Linked DNA regions of Homo sapiens: region 2 is linked to region 1. Evidence: read pairs that join two places in POLR2A ChIA-PET (ENCODE). Cell type or tissue: A673. All regions are shown on one strand. Links, peaks and the distances in the headings refer to the core of each region. The heading gives the core; the rest is flanking DNA.

Region 1 (5,380 bases), core at 77-5,076:
ACCAGGAAAACTGAAGACTGAAGGATTTGAAAAGGTCTATTTCACAGATAAAGAAGTGAGGCAGAGAGACACCAAGTGATTTTTAAGGTCACAGCACTAATTACTGATAGAGCCAAGCCAAGAGCCCACATCTTGGAAGCTTGCCAGTCCAGTGCCCTCTCTTGCACTCACCCAGAGCAGCTTTCATTCTTTACTGACCTTCCCGTGCTCCTTCCTCACGTGGGATATGTACACATCTCTCTGCATGAACAGGCAGTCACACTCCCAACACGTCCACCCAGGACTGGCCACTTTCTTGGTTTCCATTGATTTTTTCACAGGAGATGGAGATTTCTTTTCCAATTTCTCTTTCCCATTCATGGATTTGGTGTCCTCTTTGTTCTGATTTGCTGAATTTTGAGTTGCAGGCTTAATGCTCAAAGGCAAGTTTATACCCAAGTTTGGAGGCCCTTCAATACTTTTCAATGTTCCATGCATAGACTACATTATAAAAAGAAAAGAAATATCTATCACAAATCACAACACTAAAAGAAAGCACAAGTATGCTATCTTAACATGTGGTACACATTTCAACACCAGTTTATATTCATTCAGAAATATTTAATATATAAAGAAAAAAACCTAAGCTAAATATACATTTCAAAAGAGATAAAAGTCTGCTATACGTTATGCATTTCTCTTTCCAAATGCTTTTTAAAGGCCTATATATTTGTACCATTTTAAAATTCTTTAAAGAAAGACCTCTGTATTGAACACAAATTAATCCTGGTACTTTATCTTCCTGTAACATCCCAGAGGGAGGCCTCTCTACAACAAACCATTTCGGAACAACTCTCTCCTTTCCCATCAGCCTGGAAATGTTTAAATAGGCTAATACATTATTAGGAATTCAACTAGAACAAACTGACTTGAGCAAACATCTAAGATCAATACGTTAGTAAATAGCAAGCCTTTTTCTCTTCATGCCTTTCACATTCTTGGAATACTAGTAACAGTCTGGGTTTTTGCTGGGTTTTGTCAGGAATTTTCATCTCCTTACATCCTATCCCGACCCATCCTTTCTTACTGATGGCAGCCAGGCTTGAGAACTACACACATTAGATACTCATGTCTTTTTAAATTGCTTAGCTAACTATCATCATTAACATAATGGCCACAACAGCCATCTTCAACTTAAACTCACTGGATTTCAAATTTGAAAAGGGCAAAATTAGTGCAATTTGATTCTAAAGACCAGCTCACTTTGGTTTTTGTTTTGTATTGTAAAAGCATGGAATAAAAACAGCGGGGTGGGGTGTATGCAGTGGCTCACGCCTATAATTCCAACACTTCAGGAGGCCAAGGCAGGAGGATCACTTGAAGCCTGGAGTTTGAGACCAGTCTGGGCAACACAGAGAGACCCCATCTCTACAAAAAGATTAATAAATTACTCGGGCATAGTGGTGCATGCCTGAAGTCCCAGTTACTTAGAAGGCTGAGGTAAGAAGATTGCTTGAGCCCAGGAGTTCAAGGTTACAGTGAGCTACAATCACACCACTGCACTCTAGCCTGGGCAACAGAGCAAGACCCTGTCTCAAAAAATAAAAACAAAAACAAAAAAAGAGGGTGGAGGAGAGCAAAAAATAAAATCTTTGCCTCTGTATACAATATACAATTTATTTTTGAATAGGGCCGTCTCTTCTTACTAGCAGTCAGGCTTGCAGTTAAACCATGAATTCCTGAATCTACAGAAAGACAACATTAAAAATCTTTCCTAAGAGGCTTTCACACATCCGAGTTCCCCTGGGTCACAGAGACTCACACTGATAGACCTCAGCTCCACATTCCTTCTTGGATGTTTAAGAAAGAAGCCATTCCTTCAGGACACTCTCCATCACATTTTCTCAAGGCAAGGTCTTCTCTAAACAGTGCCAAGAACTAGCTAACCTTCCTCAACATCATTTTTCACCAGAGGGAAACAGGGGTTCTATCATTTTCTCACCAGCTGAAGTCACAAGGTCTACCCAAACAGGCAACAGTGAAAGTGGCCCATAAAAGGGGGCTGAGGTGGGCCACGCGCAGTGGCTCACGCCTGTAATCCCAGCACTTTGGGAGGCCGAGGCAGGTGGATCACGAGGTCAGGAGATCGAGACCAACCTGGCTAACACGGTGAAACCCCGTCTCTACTAAAAATACAAAAAATTAGCCGTGCATGGTGGCAGGTGCCTGTAGTCCCATCTACTTGGGAGGCAGAGGCAGGAGAATGGCATGAACCCGGGAGGCGGAGCTTGCAGTGAGCAGAGATCTCCCCACTGCACTCCAGCTTGGGCGACGGAGCAAAACTCCATCTCAAAAAAAAAAAAAAAAAAAAACAACAGGGCGAGGGCTGAGGTGATTGTCTAACCATGTTCTTTGCAAAGAGAAAATCTGGAGCAAGACATGATTTCTTGATAGCCAAAAACTATGCCTTGCTTCATGCCCACCACTCAGGGCAGAAGGCTTCTGTGTTTCATTGCTCTTTGTCAAAAGAGAAGCTAAGTTTTTCCATTTTTAACTATTTAAAACCTAAAGAAAACAAAACCTAAAACCCTCTAGCAACTTTTCATAAGTTTCTAGGCAAATGCATTTTTACTAACTGATAAGCTGAAGAAAGGATAAAATATTAAAATATTCTTCTGTAAGATAACCTTAAAGTGCTACAGAAATTACAGAAAAGAAGCAACAAGTTACACTGCAAGTAAAATTAAGACTACTAAGTCCAGGTGCAGTGGCTCAGGCCTGTAAATCCCAGCACTTCAGAAGGCCAAGGCAGGAGAATCACTTGAGCCCAGGAGTTCAAGACCAACCTGGACAACTAGTGAAACCCTGTCTCTACAAAAAATACAAAATACAAAAATCGGCCAGGCGTGGTGGCGCATGCCTGTAGTCTCAGCTATTCGGGGGGCTGAGGTTGGAGGATCACCTGAGCCCAGGACATGGAGGCTGCCTTGAGCCCTGATATGCCACTGTACTCCAACCGGGGCAACAGAGTGAGACCTTATCTCAAAAGAAAAAAAAAAAAGACTCTGAAAAGCAAATGTCAGCTGGGAATGGTGGCTCACACCTATAATTTCAGCGCTCTGGAAGGTCAAGGTGAGAAAACCACTTGAGACCAGAGGTTCAGCCTGGGCAACATGGCAAGACATGCCTCATTCATTCATTCATACTGTCATTTTTAAATAAAGAAACAACTTATTTCTTTTCAAATTGATTTTTCCTTAGCTCCTATAACAATAATTAATTTGAATGAGTGTCTGTAACTCAAAAGTTTAAATATAAATGTCAACATGGAGGTCCTACAAGTTTATATTTTGGTAGGAGAAGAAAATGACACAAATTGGATTAAACTGGGCAAATAAGAGCCCATCTTTAAGTGAATATGTATGTGGAGAAAACTTGTGCCTGTTCCACTTCCTCTTCCTTCCTCATGAAAAACTGCATAGCACAGGCAATGTAAATAAATAACAAGAGCTAAATAGATTATCTTAAAAATTAAAAAAAAAACAGTATGCCCCTAAAACTATGCTTACCCAACCCCAAACATATAAATGCAGGATAATATTTTTAAACGCATAGAACATACATGAAATGAGAACATAAGTGATTATTCCCACTGTTTTCGTATCATGTAGTCTTGCATAGGTTAAGATGAATAACAATTCTTTCCTCCTTGTGGCCACAGGATTTTACCACCCCTCTTCAGTTTCTATTTCTTGGAACCTTGTATTCCTCCAAATTCACTATTAACACAAGGAAGACCCTAACCACAAAGTCGATGACCCGACTTCCAGATGCAAAGATGAGTTCTAGAAACCAAATACCTTAAAAGCCTCTTAAGAAGCAACTGTTCTTTTCTTTGTTGTTGGCACACATGTAGTATGTTAAAATATTTTGGTTTAATTCCAACATCCCTAAATTTTTATTAGCAGTTTTAAATTCTTCCTGGTGTTTCATTAAATAGATATTTATTGTCAAAATAATTATGTAATTTTAGCTAAAATAGTTAAAGTATCTTAAGAGGGTTTTACTGTACTTCAAATGAGAATGATGAAATGCATCTCCCATGCTTTTATTCACCCAAGTAATGCCATCACCACCACTATCTTTACCTTGCCTGGAAGGAGAGAATCTCCAAGATGTTCATTTGCATTAAGCAATTACTCTATATGAACTCACACATGTTTAATACAGGAAATGTCAAGGATTCATAATCCAGGCACTTAGCTGACATGAGACTAGAATAATTCAGGGACTTTGCGCTTTAAACTGACCTTTTTTGTGTAACTTTTTGTTTGTTTGTTTCTGAGACGGAGTCTTGCTCTGTCGCCCAGGCTGGAGTGCAGTGGCACAATCTCAGCTCACTGAGATCTCTGCCTCCTGAGTTCAAGTGATTCTCCTGCCTCAGCCTCCCAAGTAGCTAGGATTACAGGCATGTACCACCACGCCCAGCTGATTTTTGTATTTTTAGTAGAGACGGGGTTTCACCATGTTGGTCTCAAGTGATCCGCCTACCTTGGCCTCCCAAAGTGCTGGGATTACAGGTGTAAGCCACCGTGCCCAGCCTGTATAATGTATTTTTAAAAGAGCAAAACTAAAAGAAAGAGATTGAGTTCCTGATAATATGGGGTCTCTTGTTTCTCTGTTTAAAAAGTAAGTCATTTTAATCTCTGAAAGCCAATGGATATTATCTCCTAATCACACAAGGAAAAAAAAATGCTTAACATATTACAGTGGACAGTTAAGCAGCTAGAACTAAGCACTGGCCTTAGTAAGCTTAAAAGGCTATAAATAGATTTCTGTGCCCCTTTTGGGGGTTGGAGAGTAAAACAGTCCACACTGGATATTTATTCATTTCATTAACTGAACACCACCAGGTGCCAGGTACCATACTATATCCTAGATATTTAACAGTCCATTTACAATGCAATCTTTACAGAAAAAAAAAAAAGAAACTAAAAGGTTTAGGGGCATTAATTACAATGCAAACCTAACTGCTTAAATAATTTCAAGGGAAAAAACCTTCATTTTTCTAAATATACCAATATTTGTGTGAATTAGCATAATTCCTCAGAGCCCTTGTCTGTTTCTAAGTCTTACAGAATTCTCAAGAAAAGAAAAACTTCGGCCAGGCGCGGTGGCTCATGCCTATAATCCCAGCACTTTGGGAGGACAAGGCAGGCGGATCACCTGAGGTCAGGAGTTCAAGATCAGCCTGGCCAACATGGTGAAACTAAAAATATAAAAATTAGCCGGGTGTGGTGGTACACGCCTGTAATCCCAGCTACTCGGGAGGCTGAGGCAGGAGAATCACTTGAACCTGGGAGGCGGAGGTTGCAGTGAGCTGAGATCGTGCCACTGCATT
Region 2 (5,380 bases), core at 239-5,238, 900 kb before region 1:
TTCTGGTGTTTGAGAACTCCTGCTCCAGTCAATTCCGCTATCAGGGGACACATAATTTTACGCAGGTTATACTTGGCACAACCTGACACACAGTAAAACACTCAAGGCCAAGCACAGTGGCTCAGGCCTGTAATCCCAGCACTTTGAGAGGCTAAGGCGGGCAGATCACTTGAGCCCTGGAGGTCAAGAATGCAATGAGGCTTTATCACACTACTGCACTCCAGCCTAGGTGGTAGAGCAGACTCCATCTCTTGTTTTTTTTGTTTTTTTTTTTTTTGAGATGGAGTTTCACTCTTGTTGCCCAGGCTGGAGTGCAATGGCATGATCTCGGCTCACTGCAACCCCTGCCTCCCGAGTTCAAGCAATTCTCGTGCCTCAGCCTCCCGAGTAGCTGGGATTACAGGCATGTGCCACCACAACCAGCTAATTTTGTATTTTTAGTAGAGACGGGGTTTCACCATGTTGGTCAGGCTGGTCTCAAACTCCTGACCTTAGGTGATCCGCCTGCCTCTGCCTCCCAAAGTGCTGGGATTACAGGTGTAAACCACCGAGCCTGGCCAGCAGACTCCATCTCAAAACAAAAACAAAAACAAAAACAAAACAAACAATAACAACAAACACTCAGTAAATATTTGTAAAATAAACGAATGCCCATGAGCACACTGAGTTTTATTCCTGTCTACTGAGTGCTTTGATAGTGGTATCTAGAAGCCTGATTATAGCATTACTTAAGCAGAACAACAGAACCCCATGGGAACTCTTGCATGAAAGACCCAGGTGTGGGCCCTAGGGAGAACACAATAATCACAGCACTCTTCCATCCGTAAGCCAAGAGTTCATGCATCTATTTTGGGTGAGCCCAGTACTCAGACCCTGGATATAAAATGCTGATTGACAGTCTGTTCCTGACGTGAAGGAGCTTATGACCTAGGAATCCTGAAACACTTGCTCAATTCTTGTTATGATCACTAGAGCAAAATGTTAGCACAGTACAAGAGATAGCAGCAGGTGGAGTCACATAACCATCACCATCAGGAAGGCCAACCCGGGGATATCCTGAGAACTAGACATAGCACAGGGATAGCTGAAGAAGAGCAGTCGGTACTCAGGAGGGTAAAGGGCAGGCAAGCAACATCTGGAGTGTGTGGCAGGTAGCAGGGCCACCATCCAGGTGTCAGAAACAGGACTTCCTTTCTAAAACAGGGAATGACAAGAGCAGAGCAAGGGAATTTTAGATGAGTGCTGGCCGGACATTCAAGACAGAATAAAAGATGGAGACCCAGTTACCAGGACTGAAGAAAAAAGAAGGGACCACATCTTGGGATCAATCCTTAAACGACTTGGAGTTCATTCTTTCTGTAATGCGGGTGGTCCATCTAGGCAACAGTGTTTGGATCTTGGGGATCAGATAGGAACTCAATTTTGGGCCTAGGGCACAAATAAGTTTTCAGCGCCAGACCTAGTGGCCAAGGAAGGAAGAAAAGAAGGAAAGAAAGGGAAGGAAAGGAAGGGAGGGAGGGAGGAAGGATGGAAGGAAGGAAGCAAAGAAAGGAAGGAAGGAAGAAAGGAAGGGAGAGAGGAGGAGGGAAGGAAGGAGGGAGGGAGGAGAGAAGGGAGAAAGAAAGAAAGGGAGGGAAGGAAGGAAGGAAGGAGAAAGGGAGGGAGGGATCAATCCTTAGAGAACTTTAGGGATGTTTTCTCATGCAACAAATACTCTGCTTCACCTTATTGATGAAGAAATGGAGGCTCGGCAGTTTCCTGAATTTCCCCCAGTCTCTAGGAACAGATCTAAATATTCCAGTTTGACTTTCACCTGAAGGGGGGCAGGCGGCAGGCAGTATAAATATGTACAATATGGCATCCCAAGTAGTCTCTTCCTCTTCAGCTATCCTGTGCTCTGCCAAGTGCTCGGGATACCCCTGGGTTGGCCTTCCCAATGGTGGCTGTTATGTGACACCACCTCCTGCCATTTCTTGTACTGTACTAACATTTTGCCTGAGTGGTCGTAACCAGAAATGATCAATGTGGTGTCCATTTCTGTGTCTGTTGCTGTTTTAACTAAATTTAGAAAGTTCTCGGAATTGCAAAGATAATTTTTGGAGGGCCTAGGGAACATTGTGTCTTGGAGAGGCAGCCTCGTGAAGTGGGAAGCACTGTAACGGGAGCTGAAGGTTGACACAGCCCAGGTGGTCAAGGGACACAAGACGAGAGCCTTCCTGCCTGACCCTTCATTATTGATGATTGGTCCACTAAGGACCAATAAAGCGTCTAGGAGCCTCTCCAAGCTACTTAGAATTACTGAGGTGCCAGCAGGCACCAGGCTTATAAATCTGTCTTTTATTATCTGGTTGGCTTAGCCAGGTCTCCAAAAGGAACAGTCAAAGTTTTATGATGTACTTTAACGAGCTGACTTTCAGAGTCAGGCTTTGTCCTGGATGAAATCTCCCCAGCGGCAATGGAGGTCAGCTAGATCTCCTAACCCTGCTCAGAGTCCATTTGTTGTTAGACTGTTGATCAGAATCATTTTCTCATTCAAAACAGTGAAATGTCTTTTTTTTTTTTTTTTTTTGGCAGGAGGCAAGGAGGAACATGAGCATCTGCCCCACTCTCTAAATCTCTTAATATACATTGATACGCGTAGACACACAGCCTTTTTTTTTTTAGACGGAGTCTTGCTCTGTCGCCCAGGCTGGAGTAGCAATTCTCCTGCCTCAGCCTCCAGAGTAGCTGGGATTACAGGAGCACACCACCATGCCCTACTAATTTTTATATTTTCAGTAAATACAGAGTTTCACCCAGTTGACCAGGCTGGTCTTGAACTCCTGACCTCAGGTGATCCACCCGCCTTGGCCTCCCAAAGTGCCGGGATTACAGGTGTGAGCCACCACTAAAATTCACTTTTCAGATAGAAAATGTAACACTAGTGCCTACATTATTGAAAATGTGCTTTGTCATTGTCTATTGGTCTGATTAATCTAGGAGTTTATCTGCCCAAAAGCAAATTCTAGTATCATTTTATCACTGGTTCAATTTACAAGCTATCAAAAATACTGATGCTCTCATTAGTTCATGCTACAGAAAAAAATTTGTTAAAAATAATTATAAAATGTAAAAGCCCAATTTTAAAAGAAGCTGATCTAAAACTTTTATATCCAGGTAAGGGTAGTTACTTTGTGGGTTGTCCTTATGGTTCAGTCAATGCTATCATTGCCAAGAAAGTTCTGGAAACTTTTCTGAGCCCGGAGTTTATTCTTTGGATATCGTCTAGGGTGAGAAATCTTTTTTCTTTGGAGCTTTGCTTTCTGTAAACAACTTGGAGTTTATTCTTTCAGTAACGTGGGTGCTCCATCTGGGCAACACTGTTTGGATCTAAAACCCAGTTTGGGCCCAGAGAATTCCTTTTCTTGTGCAGTCTGTAAATATATTCTGAAAGCCACCCCAGAAGAGTTTCAGACATGTTTTAAACAAAGTAAAGAGCATAGGTAAGAAATAGAGCTTCCCAAAGCGGCTGTTTTAAAGTGATATTAATCTGGTAGAAATCACAATGCATTTTAAAAATAAATCCATGTGATTTTATAGCCATGACTCAGACACATAAACTTCTGAAGGTGAAAATGCTTTAGGGAGAGATAGAGAAAACTTTAAAATGGTTTACTTTTTAAGTACATGCTTAGGGGAAAAATAATTATATTGCCTTCCCCACCATGCACAAAAGAGTGAGATGAGAACTATTCAATTTCTCCCAAAGCTGCTGTTTTGCAGAAAGACTTACAGAAGAGTTGAGAACAGAAATGAGAATAACGCAGAAGTGGTGATGACCAGGAGGCCTGTAACTCAGTTTATGATTTGGGAACCATGTTATTCTCCTCCATCATTCAACACCATCTTTCCCCTACAAAAGCCCTTAGGCCAGTAACCTAAAGATCCAGCAATTGTGAGTTTAACATCACGGATAGTCCAGACCCCAAATAAAACATAGAATGGCTTGCATTTATACGTTGCTCTTTTTTTTTTTTTTTTTTGAGAGAGTCTCGTTTTGTCACCCAGGCTGGAGTGCAGCGACATGATCCCGTCTCACGGCAGCCTCTGCCTCCCAGGTTCAAGTGATTCTCATTCTTCAGCCTCCCAAGTAGCTGGGACTGCAGGAGCCTGCTGCCACGCCCAGCTAATTTTTGTATTTTTTGTAGAAACGGGGTTTCACCATGTTGGTCGGGCTGGTCTTGATCTCCTGACCTCACGTGATCCACCCGCCTTGGCCTCCCAAAGTGCTGGGATTATAGGCATGAGCCACCGTGCGCAGCCGCTTTAGGTTTTTTACAGAACTTCCTTGCATGATTCTTCTGAGAAGTGGGCAGAACAAGGTTTTCCCCCCTTTAAAGATGGAGGTTTTAATTTTGTTTTTGTTTGTATTTATTTTTATGCATTTATTTAGAGACAGGTTCTCACTTTTTTCACCTAGACTGCAGTGGTGTGATCATAGCTCACTACAGCCTCCAACTCCTGGGCTTGAGTGATCCTCCTGCCTCAGACTTCCAAGTAGCTGGGACCACAGTCCAATACCACCACGCTCGGCTAATTTCTTCTTCTTCTTCTTCTTCTTCTTCTTCCTCTTTTTTTTTTTTTTTTTTTTTTTTTTTTTTGATGTCCTCTCTGAGACACAAGTCAGCTAATTTTTTTTTTTTTCTTTTTTGAGATGGAGTCTCGCTCTGTGGCCCAGGCTGGAGTGCAGTGGCACGATCTCGGCTCACTGCAAGCTCTGCCTCTCGGGTTCACGCCATTCTCCTGCCTCAGCCTCCTGAGTAGCTGGGACTACTGGCGCCCGCCACCGCGCCCTGCTAATTTTTTTTTTCTTTTTTTTTTTGAGACAGAGTCTCGCTCTGTCACTCAGGCTGGAGTGCAGTGGCGCGACCTCGGCTCACTGAAAGCTCTGCCTCCCGGGTTCACGCCATTCTCCTGCCTCAGCCTCCCGAGTAGCTGGGACTACAGGCGCCCGCCACCATGCCCAGCTAATTTTTTTGTATTTTTAGTAGAGACGGGGTTTCACCGTGTTAGCCAGGATGGTCTCCATCTCCTCACCTTGTGATCCGCCCACCTCGGCCTCCCAAAGTGCTGGGATGACAGGCTTGAGACACCGCGCCCCGGCCCAAGCCAGCTAATTTTTAAAAAGACTTTTTGGCCGGGTGAGCTAGCTCACACCTGTAATCCCAGCACTTTGGCAGGCCAAGACAGGCCGATTACTTGAGCTCAGGAGTTTGAGACCAGCCTGGGAAACATGGTGAAAGCCCATCTCTACCCCCACCACCCCCCAAAAAAGAAAATTAGCCTGGCATGGTGGCCCGGCATTGTAGTCCCAGGTATTCGGGAGGCTGAGGTGGGAGGA

The links. Peaks named below come from ENCODE experiments on the same cell type or tissue, not always from the same donor. Only the 100,000 strongest peaks of a DNase experiment are listed, where the experiment ranks them.
Region 2: POLR2A ChIA-PET joins it to region 1 with 6 read pairs; 2 of 35 experiments call an interaction of 5 or more read pairs at or near these places.

Annotation. Positions count from the first base shown.
Region 1 is chr18:58,948,618-58,953,997 of GRCh38, reverse strand. ZNF532 (zinc finger protein 532) reads right to left here. Exons shown (of 10, transcript NM_001375912.1): 7 at 199-480. Among named protein-coding and RNA genes, the nearest start is that of ZNF532, 86 kb to the right of the region's middle. In A673, for the core only: no CTCF peak of the experiment used is centred there; no DNase peak of the experiment used is centred there; H3K27ac peaks cover 3,179 bases.
Region 2 is chr18:59,848,955-59,854,334 of GRCh38, reverse strand. No RefSeq gene overlaps it. Among named protein-coding and RNA genes, the nearest start is that of PMAIP1, 48 kb to the left of the region's middle. In A673, for the core only: no CTCF peak of the experiment used is centred there; no DNase peak of the experiment used is centred there.